Linked DNA regions of Homo sapiens: region 1 is linked to region 2. The links are chromatin loops, found by intact Hi-C in ENCODE. Cell type or tissue: mammary epithelial cell. All regions are shown on one strand. Links, peaks and the distances in the headings refer to the core of each region. The heading gives the core; the rest is flanking DNA.

Region 1 (8,352 bases), core at 248-8,247, 370 kb after region 2:
CTGTTTCATTAGCTCTAGTGGTAGACATTAAATCTCCTTCTTGGAATTAAATGTCTTATGAATGTGTAAACACAGAAAAAAATATTTTTGGTGAACATTTTCTTGAATAACTTTGTGTTTCTAATGTGATAATCTGTATGTTATCTTTAAACCACTTAAAAGTATCTTTGGGCTGAAAAAAGAAGACAGACAAAGATCTGTTTCAGTTCTGAAATGCTATGATATCACACTTCAAGCTTTTTTCTTAAATAGCCTTAAGAGCCCTTAACACACTTTTTTTTCCCTAAAGTCAACGGAGATGTCTCATATCTTTTATCCATTAAGAATCTTTTTAAATTATCCACTACCAAACTTTATGATAATTGTCAGTAACCAATTCACCATCAATTTTAGACATATACAATGTGACAAGATATGAAGTAAAACTCTTCTCCCAGGACTCATAACCTGCCTTTGAAGGTAAACGCTGAAGGGTGCCCTAAATTTCTTTTATAAAAAATAATATTATTGGAATATTCACACAAAGTTACTACTTTAAAGACAAAAAAATTAGCGTGGTCTATAAATTATGTAGGTTTGTTAAAATAAATATTGCTGCTGTAGAAAGAAGATAGGATCACTAGTGCAAACAAGGGTGAGAAAGAACAGTGGAGAAAGAAGGAGAGAAATCTGCATTCAAAAACCAATTCTACAACCTACTAGTTGCCTCACCTCAGAAAGTTACATACCTTTTAAGCGTCATTCTTCTCATATATTTGTTGTGAGAATGATGAAGAAAGATATGAAAAACACTTATTATAACTAGGTTCTTTTACCTTAATACTGAAATAAACAGACTCTTAATACAGAAAAAAAAAAGTGTCCGTTGTATAGAAATGGCCTTAGGATTGAACAGAAAGACAAGAAACATCTGTCCTAAAGCAAGATGCTATCAGCTTGAATTCCTTTGAACTCTCCATTCCAGTCACAGCTGGGATGAGAGGAGACATTGAGAGGATGAGTCAGTGTATCAGATGCATCTGACACAGTTCACCCCTTCAGCACTCTGATCACTGTGCCTGCCCTACATTAAATTCAGTCTGTTACCAAGTCCTCAAGTTCATAACCAGCTACAGTTCTACAAAAAACTTAATACACAGGAGTTGGTGGCACATACCACAGTTTGCTCCTGCAACTTCAATCAAAGGCAGAATTGACGTTCATCCTATCCCTCCCCTACCACTTATTTTATATTTCCTTCCCTTTGTCATCACAAGTAGACATTTCATTTAAACTATTTTTAACAACATTAATCTTATTTCTTCTAACTATATTTTTGTACCCATATTTCAAAAAACTAAAAGAGTGGAATTGGAATATTCCGAACACAAAGAAATGATAAATGCTTGAGGTGAAGGATATCCCAATTATCCTGATTTGATCATTGCATATTTTATTTTTGTATCAAAATATCACATGTAACCCATAAATGCATACAACTATTATGTATCCATAAAGAATAAAAATTAAGAAAATGCACATTGATCTGTGTGCATAATACACTCTTCTTCATGATGAATCCAAAAAGAAAATATAACTTGAAAATACCTTAGTATTTAACATTTTCAGTACTATGAGGTCAGCTTATTCCCTTATAAAAGAGAATAAGATCCATATAGCACATTCTGTTTATTTAGTGATGTTTTTAAAGAGTGCACACATCTTTAATCCTTACTTTTCATAATAGCTATATTATCATAGCACAGAGTCAGACTAATCCCACAAATCCTGTTCAATGGCATGTTACAATCAACTAGAATTTGTTTCATTTGTTGAATATAGTCAGATAAATAATTTGAGTTAGAAAAAATATTTCAAGATTTTTTGTAATAGTGTTAGCTTGTAAGAATCAAGGATCAGTATTTATCCAATCTGGTATAAAATCTAATAAGGAAGTAGTTTTTAGAACCTGCTTTATTTATTTAACATTTCACTTTCTATGTGCCTATTTCTATTTCAATTAAGTCTTCATAATTTATTTTGGATACAATTGTCATATTTATTTTCACACACTGCCATTTTTCCAAGTACTCATGAGAGAATGGATCAAATTCAGCAAACGGTTTGATGATTCTCATAAGATTTTTATTATTTAAAGAGTGCCAGTTGAGGGGAGGGACCAAGATGGCCGAATAGGAACAGCACCGGTCTGCAGCACCGTGAAACCCACGCAGAAGGCAAGTGATTTCTGCATTTCCAACTGAGGTACCCAGTTCATCTCATTGGGACGGTTAAGCAGTGGGTTCAACCAACTGAGGGCGAACAGAAGCAGGGTGGGGCGTTGCTTCACCCAGGAAGTGCAAGAAGCCGGGGACCTCCCACCCGCAGCCAAGGGAACTATGCAAACAGGAGGGAACTGATAACCCATGGACACATTTATTAACATTCCTTCCTCCTCTGGGTGAGAGGCCCACAAGTATCTGTAGGCTCAGGCATCCAAACACTATTATTAACATAAACCTCAACCGGAGGTTCCAACCATGTGACAGCCCTACTCAAATATAGTATGGATTATCAGTTAAACGAGCTGTTTAATTTGTTACAACAAACTGTAAGAAAAAGAAATTTCCCATTTTGTATTACTCATATTCGAGCACACCCTAATTTACCATGGCCTTTGGCTAAAGCAAATGAACAAGCTGACTTGCTAGTATCATCTGCATTCATGGAAGCACAAGAACTTCATGCCTTGACTCATGTAAATGCAGCAGGATTAAAAATAAATTTGATATCACATGGAAACAGCCAAAAAATATTGTACAAGATTGCACCCGGTGTCAGATTCTACACCTGCCCACTCAGGAGGCAGGAGTTAATCCCAGAGGTCTAAGTCCTAATGTGTTATGGCAAATGGATGTCACGCATGTACCTTCATTTGGAAAATTGTCATTTGTCCATGTGACAGTTGATACTTATTCACATTTCATATGGGCAACCTGCCAGAGAGGAGAAAGTACTTCCCATGTTAAAAGACATTTATTATCTTGTTTTGCTGTCATGAGAGTTAAAAAAAAAAATTAAAATGGACAATGGGCCAGGATACTGTAGTAAAGCTTTTCAAAAATTCTTAAATCAGTGAAAAATTACACATAAAACAGGAATTCCCTATAATTCCCAAAGACAGGCCATAATTTAAAGAACTAATAGAACACTGAAAGCTCAATTGGTTAAACAAAAAAAAAAAAGGAAGAAACAGTAAGGAGTATTAACACTCCCCAGATGCAACTTAATCTAATACTCTATACTTTAAATTTTTTGAACATTTATAGAAATCAGACCATTACCCCTGCAGAACATCTAACTGGTAAAAGGAACAGCCCACATGAAGGAAAACTGATTTGGTAGAAAGATAATAAAAATAAAACATGGGAAACACGGAAAGTGATGACATGTGGGAGAGGTTTTGCTTGTATTTCCCCAGGAAAAAAACACCTTCCAGTTTAGGTACCTACAACTTACAGATAAAGTTGTCATCCACCAAGAAAGCGGAGCCGCCGACTTGGGCACAATTAAAGAAGCTGACACAGTTAGCTGAAAAAAGCCTAAAGAACACAAGGGTAATCCAAACTCCAGAGAATATGCAGCTTGCAGCCTTGATGATTGTGTCAACGGTGGTAAGTCTCCCCAGGCCTGCAGGAGCAACTGCAGCTAATTATGCCTATTGGGCATATGTCCCATTCCTGCCTTTAATTAGGCCTGTCACATGGTTGGAAACCCCGGTTGAGGTTTACGTTCATAGTAGTGTTTGGATGCCTGAGCCTACAGATTCTCGTGGGCCCTCTCACCCAGAGGAGGAAGGAATGTTAATAAATGTGTCCGTGGGTTATCAATTCCCCCCTGTTTGCATAGGGCTGGCTATCTGTTGCCTAAAAGGCTACCGACAACATTGGCTAGTTAAGATTCCAGGTCATAATCAAAGACCAGTATCCTGTCATTTATTTTACAAAGTTTGGTTCAATTGGAACAGTTTAAGCCCAGAAAAGAGAGGTGTCAACAACCTCAATAATGGTCAAAGGATTTAGAAACATTGATTTGGAAGGATTGCATCACTGATCACACTGTGGTACTGCAAAATAATCCCTATGGAATCATCATTGATTGGGCCCCTAAGGGGACCTTTGCAGTTAATTGTACCAATCAGAATGATAGATGCAAGATAGGACTAAACCAAGAACTATATTATCAAAGAGATGACACCATTTACACTGAAAAACGTGCTCATTTTCCCATAATTTGGACCAATTTTGGTATGGCCGACCCACATCCAAAAATGAGTAATCCAATCATAGACCCTAAACATCCTGAATTATGAAAGTTAATGATGGCCCAATCTCATATTCGGGTTTGGAAAAAAAAATTATATTAATGGAGAAGGTGGGAGACATCAATTTACGTATCAGTTTTGTTCCAGCCAAACAATACCCATTCAGAGTTGTGTCAAGCCTCCTTTAATGTTAATTGTCAGAAATATTAATATTCGACCAAATTCTCAAACCATTACTTGTCAAAACTGTTGCCTTTTCATCTGTATTGATTGCACATTTGGTGTAAAAACATCTGTGTTGCTGGTGAGGGCTAGAGAAGGAGTTTGGATACCGGTTTCCCTCAATAGACCTTGGGGAGCCTCTCCTTCCATTCATATTGTCACAGAAATGTTAAGGGGACTGTTTACCAAAACAAAAAGATTTATTTTTACCCTTATAACGGTCATTATGGGCCTTATTACAGTCACAGGTACTGCTGCGGCTGCTGGAATTGCTTTACACTCCTCTGTTCAAACTGCGGAATATGTAAATGATTGGCAAAAAAATTCCTTAATAAAAGATCACACATTTACACATTATAACAAATTTTATGCTCTGAAAACATTTTTAGAAAGAGCATATATTTACATATGTTTGGGAAAGGTATCTTGATATTAAATAATTAATTGACAGTGTTACATTTTCAATGTTCAAAATGAGCTAAGACTTTTATGTACATTATCTTATATCAGCCTCACTAAACTATACAAACTGGATATTGATGTGCTCAATGAGAAGACAATGGAATAAGGCATGGAGAGCTCACAAAGCTGAGGAGTGGCAAAGTTGCTTTCCATATGTGATATGACAGCACCTCCCTCTAGTGGTGACACCATGCTTTTCCTCCATATTCCTGATGTGACAAAGCTCAGAGTCACAGATTTGATGCCCTTTATTCTTATTTTTTGCTTCCAAATCATTTATCCTCTTTATTTAGCTTTTTCTTACAGTATGAACACTAGACAAAAACAGTTAAGTCATTTGCTTAGTATATGGTGTCAATAAAGCATGGTCTGACAACATTTATTTTTATTTATTTTCCAACTTTTAAGTTCAGGGGTACATGTGCAAGCATTATATAGGTAGATTGCATGTCACAGGGATTTGGTATATAAATGATTTCATCACCCAGGTAATCAGCATAGTACTTGATAGGTAGTTTTCAACCCTCACTCTCATCCCTCAACCCTCAAGAAGGCCCTGGTGTCTGCTGTTCCTTTCTTTGTGTCCCTATGTAATAAATGTTTGGCTCCAACTTATAAGCGAGAACTTGTGGTATTTGGATTTATGTTCCTGTGTTAGTTTGCTTAGGATAATGAACTCCATCTCCATCCATGTTGCTGCAAAGGACACAATCTCAATCTTTTTTATGGCTGCATAGTATTCTGACAATACTTATTTAGACCATATTTATTTTATACAGATACAAAATGCTATGTAATTTATTTTATGTCCTCTCATCCTGAATAGACATTTTATAGACATATGTGAAATATCAAAAGAGACATTAGGCAAAGTACTAATGATACCAACATAAAAGATAACATTATTACATATTTTGTGCTCTGAAAACATTTTTAGAAGGAGCATACATTCAAATACTAAGTTTGGGAAATGTGTTTTAATACTTAATTGAAAGTGTTACTAAGTTTTCAAAGTTCAAAATGAGCCTCTAATAATGTGTTAAGACTTTTATGTACATTATCCCAATTCAGCCTCACAAAATAATATGAATTAGGTATTGATGTGCTTATTGAGAAGATGATGAAAGGAGGCATAGAGAACTCACAAAGCTGATGACTGGCAGAGTTGCTTTCCATATGCAATATGCCAGCACCTTTCTCAAGTGTTGACACCATGCTTTTCCTCCATATTCCTAATTTGACAGAGCTTGAAGTGACAGATTAAATGCCCTTCTTCCTCTTCATTGTTGCTTCCGGATAACTTACCCTCTTTCTTTAGCTCCTCAACCCACCAGAAAACCACAAAACAACAACAAAACAAACACATAAAGTGAAGCACATGTCATCAGGCTGTACTACTCAAAACTCCTTTGTGCTAGGCATCCTGGATCTCCCAGGATGCCTTTATTCACTGAATATTTTAACAACTGACCCTTTCTCTCCTTACCATTACTCTTGTTGATCTTTGGGCCCTTTCAGATATGGTAGACAAGCATCTCCCCAGCCTCTCAGTTCCTTGACCTCCTAATAGCTGAAAGTCTTTTCTATCATCTCACCTCAGCCTGAAACTTTTCCTTACCAGTAACTAAACCTCCTCCATAATCTCAATATCAAGAGTCCCACACAATCAGTCCCTCTCATGACCTGCCTGCTCCATGCTGATAGGTCGAATGGTCAATTCTCCATCCTCATTTTATTTTATGTCTCAGCAATATGACAAAGATAATTATCCCCCTTCTTCCTAGATTCTTGTGAACTTTAGAAACTATGAGACAATAAACGTTTCAGTTCACTACATTTAGAGGGTATTTCTTATGCAATATCAGATAATTAATACAGAAACTTTTACCTGACTTGGAAGAGCATAGATTGTTACTGTCTGTTTTGTTGTTATTGTTGTTGTTGTTGTTGTTTTCAGACAGAATCTCTCCCCGTCACCCAGGCTGGAATGCAATGGTACAATCGCAGCTCACTGCAACCTTCGCCTCCCAGATTCAAGCGATTCTCCTGCCTCAGCCTCCCGAGTAGCTGGAATTACAGTCACATGCCACCACGCCCGGCTAATTTTTTGTATCTTTAGTAGAGACGGGGTTTCACCACGTTGGCCAGGCTGGTCTCAAACTCATGACCTCGTGATCTGCCCACCTCGGCCTCCCAAAGTGCTGAAACTACAGGCGTGAGCCACCGCATCCAGCTATTGTCTCCTTTTTATTCTTTATATAAACTGAAACATACACAATGTTTTGCTGTATGACTGACTTCCTTAACTCAATATTATGTATTAAAATATATGTGAAAGCTTTTGGGTTCTGTAATAATATTTCACTACAGATACTTAGGAGTAGAAGTATTCAATATATAGTATGCATTTTTTCACCTCATAGTACATAATATCAAATAGATTTTTAATATGATTGTCACAATTTATACTCTCATCAGCAATATTAAGGCTCCCCAGTGCTCTACATTCTTGCCATCATTTGGATATGTCAGCCTTTTGGATTATAGTCATTCTAGTGGGTACATGTAGATTTCATTCACAGTTTAATTTGGTTTTCCTTGAGAATAAAAGACAATTACGGAAGTTGAACATGTGTTCATGTTTGCTGTTCATTAGGAGATCCTCTTTTGGATGAGCTTATTTAAGACTTTTACTTCTATTTTTTTGTAGATTTGAAGACTGCATTACATATTCTAATTATATATATAATATGTTTTTAATCTTTGATTTGCCTTTTCAGTCTCTTAATTATATCTTTGTCAGTTCTCAATTTTAATGTAGTTAAATGTATTGACTTTTTTTTTTTACACTTAATATTATAGTTTTGTATCAGTTTCCCAATCTGGAGAATGTGAAAATAATGTCATTGACTTTTTTTTTCTATAAGTTTGATTGTTTTATCTTCCACATTTAGATCTATAATCCATTTGGAATTGCCTTATTTTTAATGTCAGGAGGGTAAGAACCAGGTTTTATTTCTTTCTAACGTGTATAGAAGGCCTGACACCATTTATTGAGAAGATTATCCTTTCACTATCGTTACCATAAATCAACTCACTATATGTATAAGTCTGGCAATTACATTGAATATATAGATATATTTGTGGAAAAATTAGACTCACAAAATAGTCAGTCTTCCAGTCCATAACCATGATATGTTCCACCATTTATTAGCCCTTGGCATATTGCATAGTTTTCAGTGTATAGTCCTTGGCATATTTTGTTATATTTATTTCCATATTTTGTTAGATAAGTAAATTACTTTGAAGCATAAATACACATATAGAAAAGTGGACACATCATAAATATACAGCTCTGTGGATTT
Region 2 (8,352 bases), core at 246-8,245:
AGAAAGTAAAAGCAATTTCTTCATTAAAGTGCATGAAGCTTCTCCATGTAGAGAGTTGATAGCTCTCTTTGGAATGGAAAGAGCTGCCACCTGTTGGATTGTTTCTAGATGGGATCAGGATGGTCCTTGTCTGGTGTCCAGATTGACCTTCATCCTGGGCACCAGAGAGTCTCGGTGGGCTCTTTCTGCTGTTGCTTTATTTTTCCTCTAGGACTGGGCAGAATTCATTTTTTGAAGTTAGAAAAATAACACGTGTTTATTTGTACAACCTTTAAGAAAAGCAGATAGTGAAAGAAAGAAAATAAAAGTGACCCATGAATTTCAACATACTGTCATACTGTTAATAGTTTGCATTGTCATCCTATATGTGTATATACTTCTTAGAATCATTGTATCCCATTGCAGATTAGAAGTGGTTTTATACCACTCTACACAAAACAGCATATTGCAAGAATTTTTCTATGCTATGATGTATAATTGACATCATGTTTTTAATGCTGTTCAGCATTTCTCATATTGACATTGGTGCTTTTGCACTTGGATTTCCTTTTCTGAGGATAGGAGGATTTGAAAGGTCTTCCTTTGGTTGGTTTCTTGTTGTCATGCAATCCTCAGCCCAAATACCACCACCTTAGCATGGCCTTCCTTTGTCCTCAATTTAAAGAGTCTCTGCCACTTGTCATTTCCCATACCATAAGTCACTCATCCTTTGAAATGATCTTGTTCATTTATTTGTTTGCTTGTGTTGGCTCTGCCCTGTGTAGAATATGGGCTTCCTGAGAGCTGAAACCTTCTCTATCTTTATTACGACACATCCTCAGGGATTAGAATAGTATGTGATGCAGATAATTTCCTCAGTAGATATTTGTAGACTGACAGACTGAATCCACTCAGTTGCTGCACCAATGTACCAAATGCATTCAAGCAATTTCTTATTGCCAAGATCTCAATTGTACTGTTTTTTTTCTGATTATTTTATCTGATTATTAGTGATATTGAGCACCTTTTCAATATATTTTCAAAATATTTTATTTCTGGGTTCTCTATTATGTTTCACTGGGCTCTCTATTCTGTTTCATTGGTTTGTTTTCCAGAGACAAGGTTTTCCTCTGTCACCTAGGCTGGAGTGCAGTGCAGCAATCATAGCTCACTGCAGCCTCGAATTCCTGGACTCAAGCGATCCTCCCACCTCAGCCTCTCAAAGTGCTGGTATTACAGGAATGAGCCACCATGCCAGGCCCATTTATAATACTTTAACATTACAAGAATGTCTTTGTGCAGTAGGACAGATCTTTTTTTCCTCTCAACATTTTAAATTGAAACATTTTAAACATCCAGATAAGTAGAAAGAATACAGCAATGAACACCCACATAACTTTGATCAAAATTAAAAGTTGGTTAATATTTTGGCACACTTTCTCTCTGTACACTTTCTTTAATGAACCATTTAAAAGTAATTTGAAGACTTTGTAATACTTCATAATTAAATATGGTATTAAAAAGAATTTGAACTTAGTTTGTCTTGCAGGCTGTGATTTAGTACAGTTCATCTATTTTGTGAACCATAGTACTCTTTTGTAAGTAATGGCTTTTATTTTAAGTATCAATTTCCCCATTTTGACCAGCTGCAAACAGGAATATTTATTTATTTTTAAAACAACTTCATTGAGGTGAAATTGATATATAACAACTGCACATATTTATTATATACAATTTGATAGGTTTCAATGTATGCATATACTTATAAAATCATCACCACAATCAATGCAATAGATATATCCACCCCTCCAGAAGTTTCCTTGTACCTCTTTGTTTATTTTGTAGCAACATATAACATGAGATCTAGCCTCTTAACAAATTTTTAAGTGTATGATACTGAAACTTTATACCCATTGAATAACCACTCCCAATTTTCCCTTCCGTCAACTCTTGGCAACCACCATTCTATTCTCTGCTTTTATGAGTTTCACGATTTTAGATTCCACATATAAGTGAGGCCATGCAGTATTTGTCGTCTGTAACTGGCTTTATTTGTTTAGCATAATGTCTTCAGGTTTATCCCTATTGTTTCAGATGACAGAACATTCTTTTTAAAAGCTAAATAATATTCACACACATTTTTATCCATTTTTGGATATTTGTGTTATTTCCATATCTTGACTATTGTGAATGATTATTGTGAATAATGAACTTGGGAGTGCAGCTATCTCTCCAGGGTCCTGGTTTTTCTTCTTCTGAATGTATACCTAGAGGTGATATTGCTGGATCGTGTGGTAGTAATATTTTTAATTTTTTGAGGAACCTTCATAGTGTTTTGCATAGTAGCCACACCCTTGTACATTCTAATCAACAGTGTACAAGGGTTCCAATTTCTACAATCATTATCAACACCATTATTTTTTAAAGTTTCTTTTTTTTTTTTTGATGGGGTCTTACTCTGTCACCCAGGCTGGAGTGCAGTGGCATGATCTGGGCTCACCACAGCCTTGATCTCCCCAGACTCAGGTGATCCTCCAACCTCATCCTCCTGAGCAGGTGGGACTATAGGTGCAAACCACCACACCCAGTTAATTTTTGTATTTTTAGTAGAGATAGGGTTTTGCCATGTTATGCAGGCTGGTCTTGAACTCCTGGGCTCAAGAGATCTGTCCACCTCGGCCTCTCCAGGAGCTAGGATTACAGGCATGAGCCACTGTGCCTGGCCTTTTTTTTTTAAATAGTAGCCATCCTAACAGGTGTGCAGTGATGTGTCACTGTGGTTTTGATTTGCATTTCTCTGATTATTAGTGATATTGAGTGCCTTTTCAATATATTTTCCAAATATTTTATTTCTGGGTTCTCTATTCTGTTTTATTGGGCTCTCTATTCTGTTTCATTGGTCTATATGTCTGTCTTTATGCCAGTTCCATACTGTCTTAATTACTGTAAATTTGTATTACATTTTCAAATCAGGAAGTGTGATGCCTCCAGCTTTGTTCTTCGTTCTCAGGTCACTTTGACTATTCTGGGTGTTTTGTGCTAAGCTCTTGGCTTGACTTCATGGACCATCCAAGATATGCAACCCCATAATTAACACATTTTCTAGTTTCCCTATTTAAAGCTTTAGACATCTTGGGGCTTTGCTGATCCTGGAGAGACTGATCCTCCCAGGGCTAGGCAGTTTTTAGAGATACTAAGGGATTCTCCTGCAAGTGTGCCTTTCATATGCAAACTAACCAACCTGAAGCCCACACGCCACCACTTTCTCTGTTGGCTCTCACACTCTGGGTCACTACCCATCTGCCCTACTCACCCAAAGGCCAAATACCAGAAAGTAAGAACAATTCCTCTGCTTCAGAGCCCACTGAAATTATTCCAGCTAGCCAATCCTAAACCTGCTTGCCCTGCTAGTTCTAGTTCACAGTTGCTCTGAATAGCATCCTTGACTGTAACTGGAACCACCTGGAGGTGGAGCGAGGCTTTAAAACACTCACACTCAGCCTCAACTCTAGACTTACTAAATCAGTCTCTGGTGATGGGTCAGAGCTCGAGTGTAAGGATTTTTAAGGAGAACCCCAGTTGATGATTAAGTGCAGCAAGTATTAAGAATTACTTATTTAGTCTTTTGACTTCTAAAGGAGGCCTCCTACTAGACTCTTTACTTTAGACAAGCTCTGGTCTTTGACCTCTGTCTGCTTACTTCATAAATGCCTTCAAAACTGAAGGTTGCCACCATGGCACATGTATACCTATGTAACAAACCTGCACATTCTGCACATGTATCTCAGAACTTAAAGTATAATAAAAATAAATAAAATAAAAAGCAAAACAAACAAAAATCCCTGAAAGTTCATTCCCTTTGTTGGCAAATGCTATTAGGAAAAAAACAGCTTCAATAACTCCACTTAACTCTTTGGTCTCCCACCTTCCCTTGGAATTTGGTCTTTAAGATCATTCATGACAAATTAGTCCATTTTTAATACTGCTTTTAAAAATATTAAACATTTTTAAATCCAAAATTTTACCTTTTTTTCAGCACAAATCTTTGTCTGCATAGATTATTCAGATTAGTCTACCACACTCCCCAAATCCTCAGCCTAAGTTATTGCCAAAACTCGTATCTGCTCATTCTGCCACTTGCTTCTATTCTCAAATCCATTTAGCAGTGCGGCCATAGCAGACAGTTCCAGCAGCTGCTATGTCCTCTGTTGAGAGTCTTTCTCCTTTACTTACTCAGGTTTTTGTTCAGGCTATGTAAGGCTGCCTCTTTTGCCCAAGCACAGCTTATAAATTCAGAGGAGCTAAAGTCCCTGAGGGGAACTCTCAACCAATGGAAACTGGGTTGTTAAATAAATACTCCACATTGTCCCTCAAAGAGACAATTATGAAATGCACTCTATATAATTCTTCAGAATATCCACTTTGGGATTGATCTCCAGTTGCTCACAATAGTAACCAACTCATTAATTCGCCTTTTTAGCTTTGTCCGTGTGTTACTCTCCCTTTCCCTGGCTTCCTGTCACCATTTCCCAAATAAACTATACACATCCAAGTCTTTCCTTGTTGGAGAGAGAAACCAAATAAAAACACATTATCCCCATGGGAACCTAAGACCTTACCATTTCTTTCATCATTTCAATTAACCTTTAAAAAACCTCCATCATAGTCATGTTTACATTAGAAAATGCATACAGTGTTATCAATGTATGAATTTGATTTATTTATGTAGCTGGATTTCAACTTTATTATAACAAATTTTATTGTGAATTTTATATTTCAAATATATGTTTATTATTTATTTTATAATTAATATATTACCAAAATTCATTTTATAATAAATATTTATATTAATACCATTATAACACATTTAATCAATATTTAATAAATAATACATATATAAAGTTTATATTTACAATAAATATTAATATAGTAAACTTTATATATAAAATTTATTTCAAATATTTGAAAAATAAATTTGATTTCACCATAATTTATAATTTATTATGAATTTCTATAAACTCTATATTGCCATCAATAAATTTCCATAAATTCTATACTGATATCTATATATTCTATATTGATATCACTTTCCACAGGAAAATTCATTCGTATATTACCAAATAAATTACCAAACATAGCCACATGATGGCAGTGCCTGCAAGCGCTTATCTCTTCAGTGTAGGCATGATACATCCATGATAACACTGCTGTTCCTTAATCTGTGTTTGAGGTGAACAGGCCGTATCTAGCAAATGCAAGCAGAAATATCTCTGCAAAATCTGTATTTATAACTTCATTGTCCACCCCGCTAGGACTAGCCGGAGTCATCATGACATACATCCAAATGTTAGGCTTTCTTGCTCACTCACAGGGGCCTGCAGACCTGGGCAGGTGTCCCCCTAGCCAGACCAGGTTCTTCCTCTTTACTACTGATTTTGTTCCATCACCACGTATTACTCTGTGGCTTATGTAGGAGCTGTGGGCAGCACTATGCTGTTGGGAGTTAGACAATTAATTGAGCAGACATGTCAATTCATTGCTCAGGAATCCAGGCAGAAATTCACTTGACTGATAGTCAGATAGACAGAGTAAACACATTTTTTGTTGGTATCTCTGCTCCGATGAGAATTTTTATATGTTGTTTGATCCAAATCACCTTAGAAGTAGACACTTAGACTGAGAGCCTGGAACTGATCCACTAACTTGTAAGATACCTGGGCTGGTAATAATCCCTTGCATATTGTTCCATTAACTTTACCTAATCCAGGGGTCAGCAAACAAGAGATGGGCCAAATTTATCCCACTGCCTACTTTTGTAAATAAAGTTTTATTGGAACACAGCCACACTCATTTGTTACATATTGTCTATGGTTGCTCTGGAAGAATAGATTTGACAGAGACTTATGGTATGCAAATCCTAAAATATTACTATTTGGCTTTTAAATTTTTTCAGAGATGGAGTTGCCTACATCTGGAGTGTAGTGGATGGCCTCAAGCGATCTTCCTGCCTCAGCCTCTAGAGTAGCTATTACTCCTGGTGCATGATAACATGCTTGGCTTATTTAGCCTTTCATGAAAAAAGTGCAAGAGTTTGAGCAAAATGTTAAGGATGAGCCTCTCTAGATATGCAATTAAGGATTAGTCATTTTTATCTTTACTTGTCTTTATTTTTTAATTATTTTGTTGTAAAATGATTACCTGCTGAACTAGACATATATATGAGTATATACATTCATATTTATATATTGGTATGTTATATATAATTAGCTCTTAACAAGAGAGTTCACTTGTCCCTTGAAGCTTTGAAGCCAGGCATTGACTTCTCTTCTCTACTTATGAAAGATCATATTTTATGTGTATATATATATATATATGTATATATATATCCATAAAACACACACATACACACACAGAGTTTGGACTATATAGTTATTTTTAAGTAATAAGGATCAGCCAGATAGGGACTAATTTTATTTCTAATAGAAGCGTATACAGCTCTTACTCTGAAGCTTTCCAAAGTGTGACTACTAGAAAGATAGAAAAAAAAAACGCTCTCTTCAGGTTATGATTGCCTAGAAGCTCCTTGACAGCGACGGTCTTGCTTTCTGCATTTTTGGGCCTGCTGCAGGGCCTGATAGAGGTAGCCATGCAGGCGCCCACCATGGCTCTTTCCAGGCCAATCACTGCTGCCCTGAGATGATGTTTGGGGAGCAGCACATCCAGGGGGACGCAGCATTCCTGGCTGTCACCGCTCATCTGTCATTGGTTTAAGTGGAGAAGCTGAGCTTCCCCAGAACTAAAGCCAGCCACAGACTCCTGCAGGCCAGGCAGCAGGCACCCTGCCCTTCCTGCCCATTCCTCAGTTGCCACTCTTAATCAGAAACCAAGTCTTGAGTTAGGGACTAAGTTGCATTTAAAAGAAAGTGAACATACCTGCTCTACAGCACCGCAGGTGCAAGAACAGTTTTCAGTTGCCTCACTCACCCCTTGGTCTCTTTCCTCACTCTACTTTTCTTTGTTCCCCATTAAAGGAAGAAAAAATAAAAAAGCTGAGGGAGCTAGTTATTTCCACAAATGAGATGGTGCAACAAAACTAAACTTGAATGTAAAATTAATCCATGCTATTGTTGAAGAGTTTGCTAAGACATGCCTGAATCATCTGATGTGAGTTTGAGGATGCGTGTTGGGTGCAGGGGTGAGAGGAGGTCAGAAAAAGCCATAGATACTGCACAGTCACACCTTAGCAAGCACAGTCCTGTCAGATTGCTTTTGTCTTCTGTATCTTGGAAGGCTTCACGGGCTTTCTTCTTGATACCTCTCCCAGTTGGCTTTAGTTTTTTTAGTTTAGTTTTTTTTTTTTTTTTGGCACAGAAGATAAAATCCACAGTAGAAACATAAAGCTCTAGAAACCAAGAATATTTTTAAGCATTTTCTTCTAGTTAGAATTCCTGGGTTATTTTTTTAGTGTACAGCTTTTGACATTTTAAATATGTTTCCCCCGTCTCCATGACTCCTACCTCCCACCACAGGCATACCTAAAGGTATTGCAGGTTTGTGCCAGACCACTTCAATTAAGTGAATATTGCAATAAAGTGAGTACACAAAACTTTGGTTTCCCAGTGCAACATGGAACTTACGTTCACACTATACTGTAGTCTACTAAGTGTGCAATAGCATTATGTCTAAAAACAAAATTACATACCTTAATTAAAAAATACTTTATTGCTGAAAAATGTTAATAATCGTCTGAGCCATCAGCAAATTGTAATCTTTTTGCTGGTGGAGAGTCTTGCCTCAATGTCAATGGCTGCTGACTGGGGTGGTGGTCACTGAAGGTCAGGGTGGCTGTGGCAAATTGTTAAAATAAAATGACAGTGAAGTTTGATGCATTGACTTACTCTTCCATTACAAAATATTTATCTGTATCATGAGATGCTATTTGGTATTATTTTACCCAGTTTTTAAAAAAATGGTAGTCAGTCCTCTCAAACCCTGCCACTACTTTATCAACTAAGTTGATGTAATATTCTAAACCCTGGGTTGTTGTTGCCACATGTTCATACCATCTTCACCGGGAGTAGATTTCATCTCAAGAAACCACTTTCTCTGCTCATCCATAAGAAGCAACTCCTCATCCATTCAAGTTTTCTAATGAGATGCAGCAATTCAGTCACTTCTTCGGGCTGTAGTTACAATTCTAGTTCTCTTGCTATTTCCGCCACATCTCCAGTTACTTCCTCCACTTGTGTCTTGAATCCCTCAAAGTCATCTATGGAGGTTGGAATCAACTTCTTCCAAGCTGCAGTTAACATTGATATTTTGACCTCCTCCCATGAATCAGAAATGTTCTTAAAGGCACCTGGATGGATAAGT

Evidence for each region. Hi-C counts contacts between places; a loop is a spot of excess contacts. Peaks named below come from ENCODE experiments on the same cell type or tissue, not always from the same donor. Only the 100,000 strongest peaks of a DNase experiment are listed, where the experiment ranks them.
Region 1: it touches region 2 in a loop (16-fold over the local background); 41 of 110 quality-filtered maps call a loop at or near these places.

What each region holds. Positions count from the first base shown.
Region 1 is chr1:89,082,795-89,091,146 of GRCh38, reverse strand. The region is part of intron 4 of LOC105378841 (a long non-coding RNA gene); the gene reads right to left. Among named protein-coding and RNA genes, the nearest start is that of GBP1, 22 kb to the right of the region's middle. In mammary epithelial cell, for the core only: a CTCF peak has its summit at 5,156 (motif pointing left); no DNase peak of the experiment used is centred there; H3K27me3 peaks cover 240 bases.
Region 2 is chr1:89,452,131-89,460,482 of GRCh38, reverse strand. No RefSeq gene overlaps it. Among named protein-coding and RNA genes, the nearest start is that of LRRC8B, 69 kb to the left of the region's middle. In mammary epithelial cell, for the core only: a CTCF peak has its summit at 5,130 (motif pointing right); DNase peaks (open chromatin) are centred at 5,182, 5,522 and 7,172; H3K27ac peaks cover 2,084 bases.